2 separate regions of the Mus musculus genome follow, and region 2 is linked to region 1. Evidence: chromatin loops called from intact Hi-C (ENCODE). Cell type or tissue: left cerebral cortex. All regions are shown on one strand.

The links. Peaks named below come from ENCODE experiments on the same cell type or tissue, not always from the same donor. Only the 100,000 strongest peaks of a DNase experiment are listed, where the experiment ranks them.
Region 2: a loop joins it to region 1, with 11 times the contacts of the local background. A loop is called at or near these places in 9 of 42 quality-filtered maps.

The regions. Positions count from the first base shown.
Region 1 is chr15:26,234,360-26,242,359 of GRCm38, reverse strand. No RefSeq gene overlaps it. Among named protein-coding and RNA genes, the nearest start is that of Gm52201, 50 kb to the left of the region's middle. In left cerebral cortex, no CTCF peak of the experiment used is centred here; no DNase peak of the experiment used is centred here.
Region 2 is chr15:27,199,635-27,207,634 of GRCm38, reverse strand. No RefSeq gene overlaps it. Among named protein-coding and RNA genes, the nearest start is that of Gm23903, 140 kb to the right of the region's middle. In left cerebral cortex, no CTCF peak of the experiment used is centred here; DNase peaks (open chromatin) are centred at 749 and 3,272.

The sequences.
Region 1 (8,000 bases):
TGGATGGATCACAGGGCTCCCAATGGAGGAGCTAGAGAAAGTATCCAAGGAGCTAAAGGGATCTTCAACCCTATAGGTGGAAAAACATTATGAACTAACCAGTACCCCTGAGCTCTTGACTCTAGCTGCATATGTATCAAAAGATGGCCTAGTCGGCCATCACTGGAAAGAGAGGCCCATTGGACACGCAGACTTTGTGTGCCCCGGTACAGGGGAACGCCAGGGCCAAAGGGGGGGAGTGGGTGGGTAGGGGAGTGGGGGTGGGTGGGTAAGGGGGACTTTTGGTATAGCATTGGAAATGTAAATGAGCTAAATACCTAATAAAAAATGGAAAAATAAATAAATAAATAAATAAATTACACCAAAAAAAAAAAAAAAAAGTACTCAAAGATATTAAAATATTAAATGACTCCTAAGATGACACGGTATCTTCTGGAAGCAAGGGTAGAATTGCATTAATTTATTTCACCATTTCATATGGAATTTCTGCCCATCTGCATTACATGTGGACTCCCTACAGTAGGTTACCATCCATCTGAGTCTACAGAATAAATCTTGGCTCTGCTCAAGGCAATGGTCTCTTGTGGCTCTCTTGCTTTACGCTTCTGTGAGTTTTTTAGATAAATAAGCCCATTAGGAGGGAGAAGGGAAATTGCTATCCCTAATGACCTCCTAAAATAATTGTATGGCTCAGAAAGGCAAATGCTTTATTTTTGGGGACATGAAGTCAGCCTCAGTCATTCAAGGTTCTGAAAGTATGATTGATCTTTGGAAAAGATGATATAAGAAAGCAATATATCCCTTTGAATACAGGTCAAAAGTTGAAGACATAGCATCTGTGATTATATCAGAAGTATTATAATAAATCATAACAATTGAGACATTCTGTTCTTCAATGAAATTCTCAGCCTAATAAATAGTTCCAGAATATAAGACCATAATTAAAACTAAGACAAGATTAAAGTATTATATCATACCTTATCCTACCACATTTAGACACTTTGATTAAGTTAAAGGAAAGTTTATTGGCTGCTAAGAATACATAAGTGGTTTTCAATTAATTTGTTACAGATAAAAATAAATAAGTTGTCTCCTCTAAGTAAATTATTTTTTATATTGCATTATTCTCTTTTTAGTCAAATATTTACACTTGAAATTTTTAAATTTTTGTTATTAATTTATCTCATTATTCTCCTAGCATCAAGAGTAATGTACCTTATATTGACACAGTATTTTATTTTCTACTATGCTTTTTTGACCCATATCACCATATATAAGTCTCACATTAATCTTATGAAGTAGATAAGCCAGATATAATTTCACAGATGAAGGAACTGTCACCTCATCCCCAGTCACATGCATAGCATTGGGACTAGGGGGAAATTCTGATAGTCTGATATTTAGCCTAGCGCTCTTTGAAACTCATCAACGATTCCAAACTCAGAAAATAAATCTCTCTCTGACTTTTCCAGAAATGAGCATTGGATTTGCAGGGGGTTTGCAGAGTCGGAATTGCTTGCTGACTTTTGATCACACCTTTCTTTTTGCCATTTCAAAACTGAAATGGCAAAGCTTGGGAAGGTGTCCAAGTTCTACGCAATGAAAACTTTACTTCTTGGGGTTTGGGAAGTCCACTTGATTTTTTTCAAAGTATGGAAAACTGTCACTCATGCAAAATTCATAAGACAAATAAAATTTTAAAACTTCCAAAGGTGGCTAAGTTATAACCTCAAAAACTGTTTCAAAATGCATCACTGGTCTTCTGCATCTGGCCAATGCAATACCAAAAACACCCTCTCACATGAAGCAGCTATAAAACTGGACAATAAAATAAAATAAAATAATTATTTTCAGATGCTAGGAAAGAGACAACGTAGTTCTCTGAATCCACAGTAAAGAAACTGTAAGTTGAGCCTCTTGGGGACCAGAAACCCATCTATAAATACTGGTCAAATGACAGTGCTTCAGGGAGCTGTGTCCTGAGACCACAGTTAGGGCTCTGAACACTGCTTTTCTTTCCCGGGGAAATGTGTTGCTCTTTCTTCTTCATGCTGACTCTTGGCAGGTTCCCTAATGAAAGAGACCACCCCATGCAGAACACCAAGCTCCACCCTGGTCAATTTATTCCTCTGACCTTCATTCACTTATTGCATTTGCCATGGCCTGTCTTTAAGTTCTTTTATCTGTTTGTTTGTGTTCTGTTTCCCACTAGACTGGAAATTTCACAGTAATGCAACTCTGATTTCACTACTGCTACACCTGTGCTCCTGGCACAATAGACTGAATCTACAGGATTCAGTTGTTGAACAAGATCATTTGTGCTCATATAAATATTATTTTCATGCTCAAATATATCAGTGTTGGGAGCCAAAGAGTCAAAGAGTGGCCTATTAATAAGCATGTAATATAAGTAGGCAAAACCAAGCTACCTTAGAGGAAAGGAGGAGACACTAACGAGAAGAGAAATTAGATAGCAAAGCTCTTTGTCGTTGTCACTTTGTTTAGAGTTTATGTTCTTGAAAGCACCATGTCATTTTCCAAATGCCATACAGTTTTCTCAGTGATGTTCTTCAGGTATTGAAATGAGGCTGTATGATATCATCAGCCAAGAGTCATGCTAAGCTGATCCTACATCACACTTTCTGGTACATTAGAATTCATCTTCCTCCCTTTATGCATTCAACAAATATATGTTAACACTTTGTTGGAAGTTGTTTCAGTGTTTTGATTCAATTGGGAATCTGCATGTCCAAATGCTAAAGGTCCTTGCCCCCAATCGGTTCTTGATCAATTAACAAAGAAACCAGCAGCCAATGGTTGAGGAAAGGGAAATGTGGTGAGGCCCTTAGAATTGTGTATGCTAAGACACAGAAGAGGGGAAACAGAGAATTGCCATGAGTTGGGGAAAGGGGATGGGACATAGGAGCTATAGAAGAGAAAGCCAACCAGCCATGTGAGAACTCAGGTGAGTGGCTATTGGACACTTTCCTGATTGGGCCTGAGGTAGCAGGGGAAGGTTTAGGAGTCTCCAGCCTTTGAGGTAGCCAAGGAATTTTGAAAATAAGCTAACGTGTGCATGTGGTGTGTGTGTGTGTGTGTGTGTGTGTGTGTGTGTGTGTGTGTGTGTGTGTGTGTGTATTTCATTTGCTGATCCAAACATAGCTCCTGGGCAGGTGCACAGGTGTAATTTACCAGGAGCCAAAGCTGTGTAGCCAAACTCACCACTACAACACTTTGTATGAGTCAAGTGTAAAGACGTCCAATGTCGAGGACCAGCACAGGATGGACAAAGCCAACAGCATATTGAGAGAAGCAGATCTGAAAGCAAGTATGGAGAAGATGGGCTAGCATGAAGTAGATATCTGTATTAAGAAAACGCAGCAAAAGGATGTTTAACCTAGACCAGCTATTGGAAAAACAAGAAGAAAGCTATTCGTATGCTGAGCTCAAAAACATGTGCTCATTTTGTATGAAGAAGAGAGGCAAAGAAATCAGAAAAGGCCATAAGTCCAAAGCAAAGAGACAAAAAAGCTCAAACTGCAGACATCTACAGGAAGTTCTTCCATGTTGGAACAAAAGAAACAGAGGGATAAGTAAAAGGCCAGATCAGAAACGTGGCATGCTCTTGAGAATTTTATATTTCAAAATTAGTAGCTGTTGGAATAACAACATGACCAAACTTAGACCATTGCAAAAATATTCTAACAGGCCATTAAAGAAATAGATATTTTTATAGACTGTTGCTTGAGATCAATCCAAAACAATAAGAGTCTGATCCAAGTAAAGAATGGTAAGGAGACAGGGGATACATAATAGATCAGGGGCAAAATTAGTCATGACTCTTAGTTGTTGATCAAATGTCAAATGTCAGAGTCAAGGAAAAGATGGGTTTTCTGAGAAGATGGCTTTGTGAATGGGTATGTCCACACTTAGAGATTCATTGGTGGCTATTATGTATGTTAGTGGTGTTTATATATCTCAAACTCGGGAAAGGCCTAAGGACCAAAATCTAGCTTTCCTCACAGTTGAAACAAGTATACAAACATGTTTATCTTTATGTGTTATAAAGCCATGGGAACACATGAAGTAACGAGAAAGCAGCAAAGGCTATTACCTTAAAGTAGTGTTCTGGTTGGAATTTCATTGCTGTAATAAAGACCATGACCGGAACAAGTGGGTCTCTGACTCTTGTGTCTGTTCTTGGGACTCTTCCTCCTGTGGGTTATCACGTCCAACGTTGCTATGATTTTTTTTTTCATCTTATTGTAGTTTATTGTGTAATGTTTGATTGTCATCTCTTGGAAGTTTCTTGTTTTCTAATGAAAGACATAAAAGGGAATGTAACCAGATGGGAGAGGAGGTGAGTAGGAACTAGGAAGACTAGAGATAGGGTAAACTATATAACTTTATCTATTTTCAGTAAAAGAAAAACACTAAAATAATAATAATAGTAATAATAATAATAACACATACCACATACCACATAATAATAACAACAAAATAAAACAGAAAATCTACTCAGTGGTACAAGTACAATAGAGCTACAATGTTGTAATTCTTTAGAGTAAGTAAACATTGATCTACAGCTATATGTGTTTAGAAAAGACAGAGGCCTCTTTATGGAATTCACTCCCTCTAATAAATTAAAAGTAGAAAAAAATTAAATGAATGAATGAGTATCATGACCAAAAGAAATCTAGGGAGAGAAGGGTTTATTTGGTTTGTAGCTTACAGTCCATCATCAAGGGATGTAACAGCAAGTGTTCACTGCAGGTACCTAGAGGCCAGAACCAAGGCTGACATCATGGAGGAATGTTGCTTACTGGCTTGCATCCTCTGGTTTAATTATCTGCCTATCTTATACAGACCAGCCCTACCTACCTAGGGATGGCACCAACCACACTAGGCTGGACCCTTCTACATCAACTAACAATTAAAAATGCTTTGCAGACATGGCCATAGGCCAATATGATCTGAGAAATTCTTCAGTTGATGTTTCCTCCTCCTGGGTGACTCTAATCTTATGCCAAGTTGACAGCTGAAGATATCTCAAACAAGTAGCAAAATGTAAATTTCAAGTAAAATATGTATCTATGATTTCTGTATAAGCAAACATCTTTTCTTACTCCAGATCCAAGTTGTATGTAACAAATTATGACATGGATTTCAAACATGAGTCCTCTTTGAAATGAGAGAAATAACCGAAATAATAGAGACACCAATAATAAATATCTATCAATCATAAAACATGGCAAATTCTATGAAGATGTGCTAGTGATAGGGGCTCTGTATCTTCAACAAGAATCACTTTTCCTTCAGCCTGACTTTTATAACAGACGACGTTATGGACAAACTCCACTCCCAACACCTCCTCCTAACCTACTTAATCAGCATACTGTGTGATATTAGAATGTGCATCAAAAATCTCATGATTACTCTTCAACAGTTTGATAAATCCAGAGTGAATTTAACTGTGATTGGTATTAAGTTGTCTGCTGTCTCCTGGAGGTGAAGGAATTTGAGCATTGTTTGTTTGTTTTAAGGATTTATTTTATTTTACATACTTTTTATGTATGTGTATGTGAATATATGTATACAAGTACCATAGAGGCCAGAAGTGGGCATAAGGCCCCAGAAGCTGGAATTACACATGTTTGTGTGCCACTTGATGTGGATGCTAAAATCTAAATGCCAGTTGTCTACCTCTCCAGGCTACTGGTTGTAAAGTTTTATAGCATTTGCGAGGATAAGATAATTGATATTCTTTTTCATAAAGAGTGCCCAAATTGTGAAAAGCCTTGAAGATATGGGCACAGGGGAAAAATTCCTGAATAGAACAGCAATGGCTTGTGCTGTAAGATTGAGAATTGACAAATGGGACCTAATGAAACTCCAAAGCTTCTGCAAGGCAAAAGACACCGTCAATAAGACAAAAAGACCACCAACAGATTGGGAAAGGATCTTTACCTATCCTAAATCAGATAGGGGACTAATATCCAACATATATAAAGAACTCAAGAAGGTGGACTTCAGAAAATCAAATAACCCCATTAAAAAATGGGGCTCAGAGCTGAACAAAGAATTCTCACCTGAGGAATACCGAATGGCAGAGAAGCACCTGAAAAAATGTTCAACATCCTTAATCATCAGGGAAATGCAAATCAAAACAACCCTGAGATTCCACCTCACACCAGTCAGAATGGCTAAGATCAAAAATTCAGGTGACAGCAGATGCTGGCGTGGATGTGGAGAAAGAGGAACACTCCTCCATTGTTGGTGGGATTGCAGGCTTGTACAACCACTCTGGAAATCAGTCTGGCGGTTCCTCAGAAAATTGGACATAGTACTTCCGGAAGATCCAGCAATACCTCTCCTGGGCATATATCCAGAAGATGTCCCAACCGGTAAGAAGGACACATGCTCCACTATGTTCATAGCAGCCTTATTTATAATAGCCAGAAGCTGGAAAGAACCCAGATGCCCCTCAACAGAGGAATGGATACAGAAAATGTGGTACATCTACACAATGGAGTACTACTCAGCTATTAAAAAGAATGAATTTATGAAATTCCTAGCCAAATGGATGGACCTGGAGGGCATCATCCTGAGTGAGGTAACACATTCACAAAGGAACTCACACAATATGTACTCACTGATAAGTGGATATTAGCTCAAAACCTAGGATATCCAAGATATAAGATACAATTTGCTAAACACAAGAAACTCAAGAAGAATGAAGACTGAAGTGTGGACACTATGCCCCTCCTTAGAATTGGGAACAAAACACCCATGGAAGGAGTTACAGAGACAAAGTTTGGAGCTGAGACGAAAGGATGGACCATGTAGAGACTGCCATATCCAGGGATCCACCCCATAATCAGCTTCCAAACGCTGACACCATTGCATACACTAGCAAGATTTTATTGAAAGGACCCAGATGTAGCTGTCTCTTGTGAGACTATGTCGGGGCCTAGCAAACACAGAAGTGGATGCTCACAGTCAGCTATTGGATAGATCACAGGGCTCCCAGTGGAGGAGCTAGACAAAGTACCCAAGGAGCTAAAGGGATCTGCAACCCTATAGGTGGAACAACATTATGAACTAACCACTACCCTGGATCTCTTGACTCTAGCTGCATATGTATCAAAAGATGGCCTAGTTGACCATCACTGGAAAGAGAGGCCCATTGGACACACAAACTGTATATGCCCCAGTACAGGGGGACGCCAGGGCCAAAAAAAAAAATGGGAATGGGTGGGTAGGGAAGTGGGGGGGAGGGTATGGGGGACTTTTGGGATAGCATTGGAAATGTAATTGAGGAAAATATGTAATAAAAATATTAAAAAATAAAAAGAGTTCCCAAATTGTACCAACTTCAAGATCTACACAGCTGGCTCCACTACTAGGTAAGGACCATAAACCCAGTGTCACAGGAAATAGATTAATAAAGTTAATGCAATATTTGTGCTGGTTATTATAATGTTAACTTGACACAAGCTTGTAATATTTGGGGAGAGGAAACCTCAATTGAGAAAATGTCCTGACCAAATTAGCCTGTGATGTCATTTTCTTGATTGATGTTTGATGTGGGTGGGTCCAAGCCATTTTGTGGGTGGTGCTAACTCCTGTGCTGGTGGTCCCGTGTTCTATAAAAAGCAATGAGCAAGTTATGGGGAGCAACCCAGTAAGTAGCACTTCCCCATGGCATCTGCTTCAGTTACAACCTCAAAGTATCTGCTTTCTTGTGTTCCTGTCCCAACTTCCCTCAGTGAGGGAACTTTAGGAACTCACACAATATGTACTCACTGATAAGTAGATATTAGCCCAGAAACTTAGGATACCCAAGATATAAGATACAACTTGCCAAACGCATGAAATCCAAGAAGAACGAAGACCAAAGTGTGGACTCTTTACCCTTTCTTAGAAATGGGAACAAAACACCCATGGAAGGAGTTACAGAGACAAAATTTGGAGCTGTGACGAAAGGATGGACCACCTAG
Region 2 (8,000 bases), 970 kb before region 1:
TCAGGCACAGAGTGCACAGTTAATTTCCCCATCACTCATCTGGGCGCAGCTATTTATGTTGCCATTTGTCAAGTTAAAGTTGCTTCAATATGTTAACTTCTGGCTAAAAACTAATCCATTACCTCGGAGGCTTTAGTAGCCGGAGATGCTGAAGCAGCTCCAGTGACTTCTCCTGGGCTGTATGGCTCCGGGTGGGGCACACTCATCTATCTCAATGAAGAGTGAACGGACACCCAGATAGCATGGTTTCCTCCATGTTGTCTCTCTCATACTCTCACATTGAAGACTAGCCTAGAGCAGAATTAGGCAGCTGGCCTTTTATAATCAAATCTTATTTTAGCATACGTGTAGATAAATAACAAGGCAGAGATCTCTCACACTTCCTTCACCCTTTTCTTTCACTGGTGACATTTTGAGATAACCAAGGCACAGCACAGCTACTAGAACACAATTTCACAATGGCGTGGCTTCGTCACTGTGTTGAAACTGCATTTCTTTGGATATTGATAGTTTTGCACAAATGCCTCTCTTCCAAGATTCCACCAAGCAGATCTCATTGCCCTTGAGTGCTGTCCCCTCCCCCACTGCACTTCTGTGCTATCCCTGCCTCCATTGTACTTCAGTGCTATCATCCCCAGCCCCTCTTCCTTGAAAAGCAGTTTCAAGATGTTTTCTTGTTTTCCCCACCTTTGTGGAATGCCTTCCATATCAGAAATACCTGCTCTCATCATGGTTAAACAACAGCTGCGAATTGTGGTGTGTGGGAGGTTGGTCTGGTGCTGCTTGCATTTAAATGATAAACACTGGCTCCCAAGAGCTGGTTGCCTGCTATAAGAAGATCCTTATATACACCAAATGATGCTATGTAAACCTTGCTCTCCATTTTAACTGGTCAAAGGCTTTAAAAGGCTAGAGTCTGTGATTAGGCAGGACAGGGAGAAGGTGGGACTTGAGGGACTGAGTGATGGAGTTGCAGGCAGAGAGAAAAGGGAGAAGAAGTAAGAACACAAGAGGGAGGAGAAGGCTGCCACGAGAGGAGATGGACCTTGAGCACACGACCAGGAGAAACAGCAAGTAAGAAGGGCCACAGGGCTGGAATGTAAATTAGAATAGCTCAAAACCTGCCCAAACTAGGCTTACAGCTTGTAAATAAAATACCAGGAGTGTGTGTCTTTTATATAGGCTAGCTAGAATTTATAATTCCTTTTATAAAGGTGAAATATTCTTATTGCATCCTGTAGGGTGGTTGGCAATGATTCATGAAGCTCATTATTAAGCAGGAAGCCTTGCTTTATCCACCTAAGGTGGTGCCTACCAGGGAACCTACCTACCTTCCTTCCTTCCTTCCTTCCTTTCTTTCTTTCTTTCTTTCTTTCTTTCTTTCTTTCTTTCTTTCTTTCTTTCTTTCTTTCTTTCTTTCTTCTTCTTCCTTCTATCCTTCCTTCCTTCCTTCCTTTCTTTCTTTCTTTCTTTCTTTCTTTCTTTCTTTCTTTCTTTCTTTCTTTCTTTCTTTCTTTCTTCTTCTTCCTTCTATCCTTCCTTCCTTCCTTTCTTCCTTCCTTCCTTTTTTTTTTTTTTTTTTTTTAATATTTGCTCCTTATAATTCACTACTCACACCACAACCCCCTTCTTACTCAAAGTGGAGAGTGGTTCCACTTTCCTCCTTAATATAGGTCTCAGGAAAACTTCTGAGAGATTTATATACAACTAAGAAAGCATTCCATTTGTTATTTCCTCCTCCTCCTCCTCCTCCTCCTCCTCCTCCTCCTCCTCCTCCTCCTCCTCCTAATTCTTCTTCTTCTTCTTTTCAAGAAAGGGTTTCTCTGTATTGTCCTGGAACTCACTCTGTAGACCTGGCTGGCCTCAAACTCAGAAATCCGCCTGCCTCTGCCTCCCAAGTGCTGGGATTAAATGTGTGAGCCACCAACTGCCTAGCTTTCGTTATTTCTTTCTTCAGGGCATTGCAGACCCCAGTGTCTGTGTCTAAATTCATTGCTGCTATAGTAATATCTGAGATGATGATTTATAGAAAACATAAGTGTATTTCTTACAGTTTTAGAGGTGGAGAAATCTGAGGTTGTGCTGGTTAGCTTATGTCAACTTGACAGAGGGTCATCTGAGAGAAGGGAAAATGTCTCCCTAAGATCCAGCTGTCGGTAAGCTTGGAAGGGATTTTCTTAGAGACTCACATAGGAGGATCCAATCCATTTTCTATAAGAAAGCATGCTGAGCAAACCATGGGGATCAAGCCAGTAAGCAGCATCCGTCCCTCCAAGGCCTCTGCATCAGCTCCTGTGTCCTGGGTTTTGCTCTGTTTGAGTTCCTGCCCTGACTTTCCCCTGTGATGGACTATATGGAACCATAAGCTGAAATAAACTCTTTCTCACAGCGTTTTATCCCAGCAGTAGGAAACCTAACTAAGACAAGGTCAAGTGACTTTGATTTGGCAATGGCCTTCTTGCTGTGTCATTCACAGAAGAACAGGAACATTGGCCAGGGAAGGAGAGCAGGACGGGAGGGTGAACACTTCCTTCTGTGAGAACTCATTGTGTCGATAACAAATTCAGTCTCCTGGTAACGCTGTTAACTCTTTCTGAATAGCGGAACATTCCTGAACTCAGTGAGTTTTCCACTTGAAGTCTGTGTGGTGCATTCAAATGGTAGCGCTAGCCAATGCCTAACTGTGATTATGAAAGGGGAGACTGCTTCCTGCTATGCTGATTTTACTTATCAAGAAGACTAGCAGGAGGCTCGGCAGGCATCTAATCTTTTCTTTGGCTTCAAGATGGGCCTGGGAGGCAGGAAGAGCAGGGAAGATGGCCCTTCATTTTTGTGAACTATCGCTGGCATTCTGATCATTCTGTTGCCTTTTCCGTTCAGCAAAGGGCACTGTCCCAATACTCACATCTAAGTTTTAATGCTCTTAAAAATAATAAGCCATGGCTCGGGGCTTGCTCTAACTTTCCATTTGAGAGAGAAGCAGGGTAAGATCTGTGGGTGCAGGGTCAGCTTTCCCAGTAGGACAAATATATATACTGGAGATATTTGCCAAATATCTTTCTTTGATGTTGAGATAGCGCCTTGTTTTGATAAGATAGTGCCAGGCATGTGACTGTTGCTAAGAGGGTTGCTCATTTTTCTGCTCTCTTCACACCCTTCATATCAATTAATGGGATATCTTTCCAAATTTGTCTTTCTTTCCTGGTTTCCAGTTTGCTTGCCACTGTAGCTCGATACCTCCCCCCCCACCCCCCACTGTTCTGGGAGACGCTTCAGAGTCATGTGCTACAACCATCCCACTCTGTGCATTTTCTCTGCCTGTAGGAACGTTTGGCAGCAAGAGGAGCAAGCCAAAACGGGAAATAGTTTTGGATGATGTTTTTTTTTTTCAGTAAAGAACTGGAGTCGATGGATAATTGCTTCAACTTCTTTGTCCCTCAGATGGTACAGCCCCACAGCAAGAACTACACTGGTATTATCTGATAGAATGTTCTTGAATCCTGGAAACATTCTATCACCCTTTCAGGGTAGGGCAATCATACAATCAATAATAACACTTGAAGTGTGACTGGCATAGGTGAGAAGCTGAGGTTTCTATTTATTTCAATTCATTTACATTTCAATGGCCCTTTGTGCCTACACTGTGCACAGTTGCTCAGAGGGTCCCCAGAAAGACTGAACACCATTTGTCCATTGTGGTCACATGGTTCCATTCACCTTGCCACCTTAGCTCCCCTCTGTCCCATTTCCTAATTTATCCATAGATCCTATAATCATCTCCCAAATAAACTGTAGGCTTAGACTCCTCTTTGCCCAGAGATTGCTTTGGGTGGATCTCAGCCCTAAAACCATGATCACCCCTTCTAGTTCTCTATCTCTCTTCTGGTGTTTCTGACCCTCTGTCTATTCCCCAGTCACTGTGCATACCAATCTGTTAATGGGAACCTTCCCTGTGCATAGTAGAGGCACAAATACAGTGCCACAAAGAGCAAAACCAAGCCACAAGTGTCCTCACATACTCGGGGGTAGCTCTATGAAATTCTGGTGTGCTCTAGAGAGGAAATACAGAAACATTCTCTCTATTCTTCCTATTTGTTCTGCGTGATCACTGAAATACATAGAAATCGAATTATTTACAACGTTGAGTTTTTGCTGAAGACCAGCTTTGTTCTCCTAAAGGGAAACAGAATGACACACTGCAATAAAAATGGCATATATATTTTTTTTCTCCAAAGACTAAAACTTTTCTTTGTTCAGGAAGTATACTGGCTGGTTTTGTGTGTTAACTCGACACAAGCTGGAGTTACCACAGAGAAAGGAGCCTCCCTTGGAGGAAATGCCTCCATGAGATCCAGCTGTAAGGCATTTTCTCAATTAGTGATCAAGGGTGGGAGGGCCCATTGTGGGTGGTGCCATCCCTGGGCTGGTAGTCTTGGGTTCTATAAGAAAGCAAGCTGAGCAAGGCAGGGCAAGCAAGCCAGTAAGCAGCATCCTTCCATGGCCTCTGCATCAGTTCCTGCCTCCAAGCTCCTGCCCTGTGTGAGTTCCGGTCCTGACTTCTTTTGGTGATGAACAGCAGTGTGGAAATGTAAGCTGAATAAACCCTTTCCTCCCCAACTTGCTTCTTAGTCATGACGTTTTGGGCAGGAAACAAAATCCTGACTAAGACAGGAAGACATGTTGCCATATTACCTTGTTTCTTACTATACAGAGCTCTCTACTTGCTAAGAACCCAGCCTCGGTGCAGGAGATGTGTTCCCTCGAGAAGGCACAGCACAGATAAAGGCAGGCAATATGAGTTTCATAGACCCTTGAAGTTCTCCACCCATGCTCCTGCTTTCTTTCCTGGCCTTGGTGGGCAAGGGCTTGGTGTTTGCTCATACTTATTTCTTGGGTTATTGATATTTTTCATTTCCATCTAATCTGCTGAATTAAAGACCTTCTAATTCAAAGTCTGCTATGAAGATTCTACAGTGGTGCAGGCAGCTTGAACATAAGGGTGGATGGGATGCCTGAATCCCAGTGTGGGAAGCTTGGGAAGTGTTTTGCTTGTTGGCCACAGGATGATACCAAAATGATCAAAAGACAGGTTATTTTGAATGAATATTGGATTCTCTTCTATATTCCTTATTTATTCTAAATATTAGAAAGAACTACACAAAGTTTTAAATTATTCCAAAGTGTGACTTTATACACAGAAAATCTCCAAGAATATCTGGGGAAAATAGAAGAACTCATTTCAGAGGTGAATCCCACACCTGGGCTTGTGTCCAATCCTAGAGCTAGAGTTGTGGAACTGTGGGCAGTGGGGAGTAGCTGGAAGCAGGTGCTATGATCCCAGCAACTTAGGACCTCAGAGAGCGCAACAGTTACCCCATGCCTACCGAGCCATCCCTCTACCTCTAGCCCCAGAATCTGGATTTCTTTATTTTATTTTATTTTATTTTAATTAATTAATTAATTTTTTATTTTTTATTTGTTTTGGTTTTTCAAGACAGGGTTTCTCTGTATAGCCCTGGCTGTCCTGGAACTCACTTTGTAGACCAGGCTGGCCTCAAACTCAGAAATCCTCCTGCCTCTGCCTCCCAAGTGCTGGGATTAAAGGCGTGTGCCACCACGCCAGGCTAGAATCTGGATTTCTTACTATCTCTCTTTTCACTGAGACAACTTTTCCAGCATCCATTTAACATAGTCTCAACATTGGCTTTGAGCAGTGTGACCAACTGGAGGTGTGGACACTTGTTTTCTGAACTTTGTACAGCTAGCTTGGCTTTATCCTCAGCCCAAGATGTAAACGTTTCTGAGAACCCAGGAACAGCAATATATATATGGAAAAAGTTGCCCACTCAGAAACCAAACTGGTTGAGTACACATGGAGTTCTGGAGTTTAGTGAACAATGACACATCAGTGCTGGTTTCTTGTGACACCTTTGACAGCTGTGTAAACACAGTGTCAGGTGTCATCCTTGGGGAAACTGAAATTTCTGTGCAACTTTTCCATACGCTTAAAATCATTTTCTAAAGAATACCGTTTATTCTTAAATTTGCATTTAAAAAAAGTGAAATCATCTTAAAGAATACAAACAGAACTGGAGCACCTCCCCTGTACCATGCTCAGAGCTGTGGTGTACACGCAAGCTGAGACATGGCAGAGCAGGGCTATGGTGGACCCAGATCCACACAGTTCTGCCAAAGGCAAGACTCCAGTGCGGGAGTGTACGGAAGGCATGTGCTGATCAAACGTTCTTTTGGGCTCCTACCTGACACGGTGTAAAAGACAATTCTGAATGGACACTAGATATAAACACAAGAGAATAAACAATGTGACATCTTATTTACTTTAAATTAAAATATATCATTTAATCCTTTTTTCTCACGGTCCCTTTCATGTCCCCAGTTGGTTCCCTCTCAAGTTCATGGCCTCTTTTTCTCAATTGCTATTGACACATACATGCATATATATATATATATATATATATATATATATATATATATATACATACACGGATATACAAACATACATACATACATGCATGCATACATATATATTGTGGTGGTTTGAATGAGGGTAGCTCACATAGGCTCATATATTTAAATGTCTAGTTCCTTCTTGGTGGACTGTTTAGGGAAGGGTTAGGAGGTGTGGCCTTGTTGAAGTAAGTATGATCTTGTTGGAGGATATGTGTCACTATGAGTGCTTTTTTTTTCAAAATCATTTATTTGTTTGATTATTTTATGTGTGTGTGTGTGGGGGGGTGTAAGTGAATGTGTATCCACAGAGGCCAGAAGAGTACATCAGATGGATCTCTTGGAACTGGAGTATATATAGATGGCTGTGAGCGATAATGTCCATGCTGGGTCATTAAACCTGGGTGAATCAAACCCGAGTCTCCTGGAAGAGCAGCCAGTGTTCTTAACCACATTAGCCTTCTCCTTAGCCACTGAGTGAGTGGGCTTTGAGATTTCAAAAAAGCCACACCTGTCTCATTTGCTCATTCTCTCTCTTTGCCTGCAGTCCTGTAGACCAGTATGTGAAACTCTCAGCTACCGCTCCATTACCCTGCCTATCTGCTGCCCTTCCCACCATGATGACCATGGCCAACCCTCTAAGACTATAAGCAAGCCACCCATTAAAAGCTTTATTTTAGAAGAGTTGCCTTGGCCACAGTGTTTTTTCATAGCATATAAACATAAACTTTTTATTCATGGGGTCCTGTGAGCTTTCCCTGTTCCACATTAGCATGTCTATCGGTATTGTTTTGGTGGAGGTCTCATTTAGGTACCCGTAATTGTATAGGCATCATGGGTGTGGCCTCCCTGTAATTTCTAGAGATATAATTTCACTGCAGACTTTCCATTCCTCCGGCTCTCAATTCTCACAGTAGTCTCACCCCTTTGTTCCCAGAGCCTCAGGCTCAGGACTTGTGTTATAGATGATCAGTGTTCTCTGCACGTTGGCCAGTTGTAGCTGCCTGTAATGGTTTCTGTTTCCTGCAATGAGAAGCTTCTTTGATAAGGGGTGTGAGCTACACTTGTTTGTGGGTATAGCAATAAACATTTAGCATGCAGTTGGACCTATGCTGTTTTAGTAAAGCAGGGGCCATAAGTTTTCTTCTAAGATCCATGATTTTACTGGCCCTAGTAAGTTGGGCATGCATATTAATTACTTGTCTATTGCTGTGATAAGACACCATAACTGTGAGCAAGCCCCAATTAAATGTTTTCTTTCAAAAGACTTGCCCTGGTCATGATGCCTCTTCATGGCAATAGAGCATCGACTAAGACATTGATTTAGTGAGTACATATCATGTGAGTTCTTTTGTGATTGGGTTACCTCATTCAGGATGATACACTAAAGGTCCATCCATTTGCCTAGGAATTTCATAAATGCATTCTTTTTAATAGCTGAGTAGTACTCCATTGTGTAAATGTATCACATTTTCTGTATCAATTCCTCTTTTGAGGAACATCTGGGTTCTTTCCAGCTTCTGGCTATTACA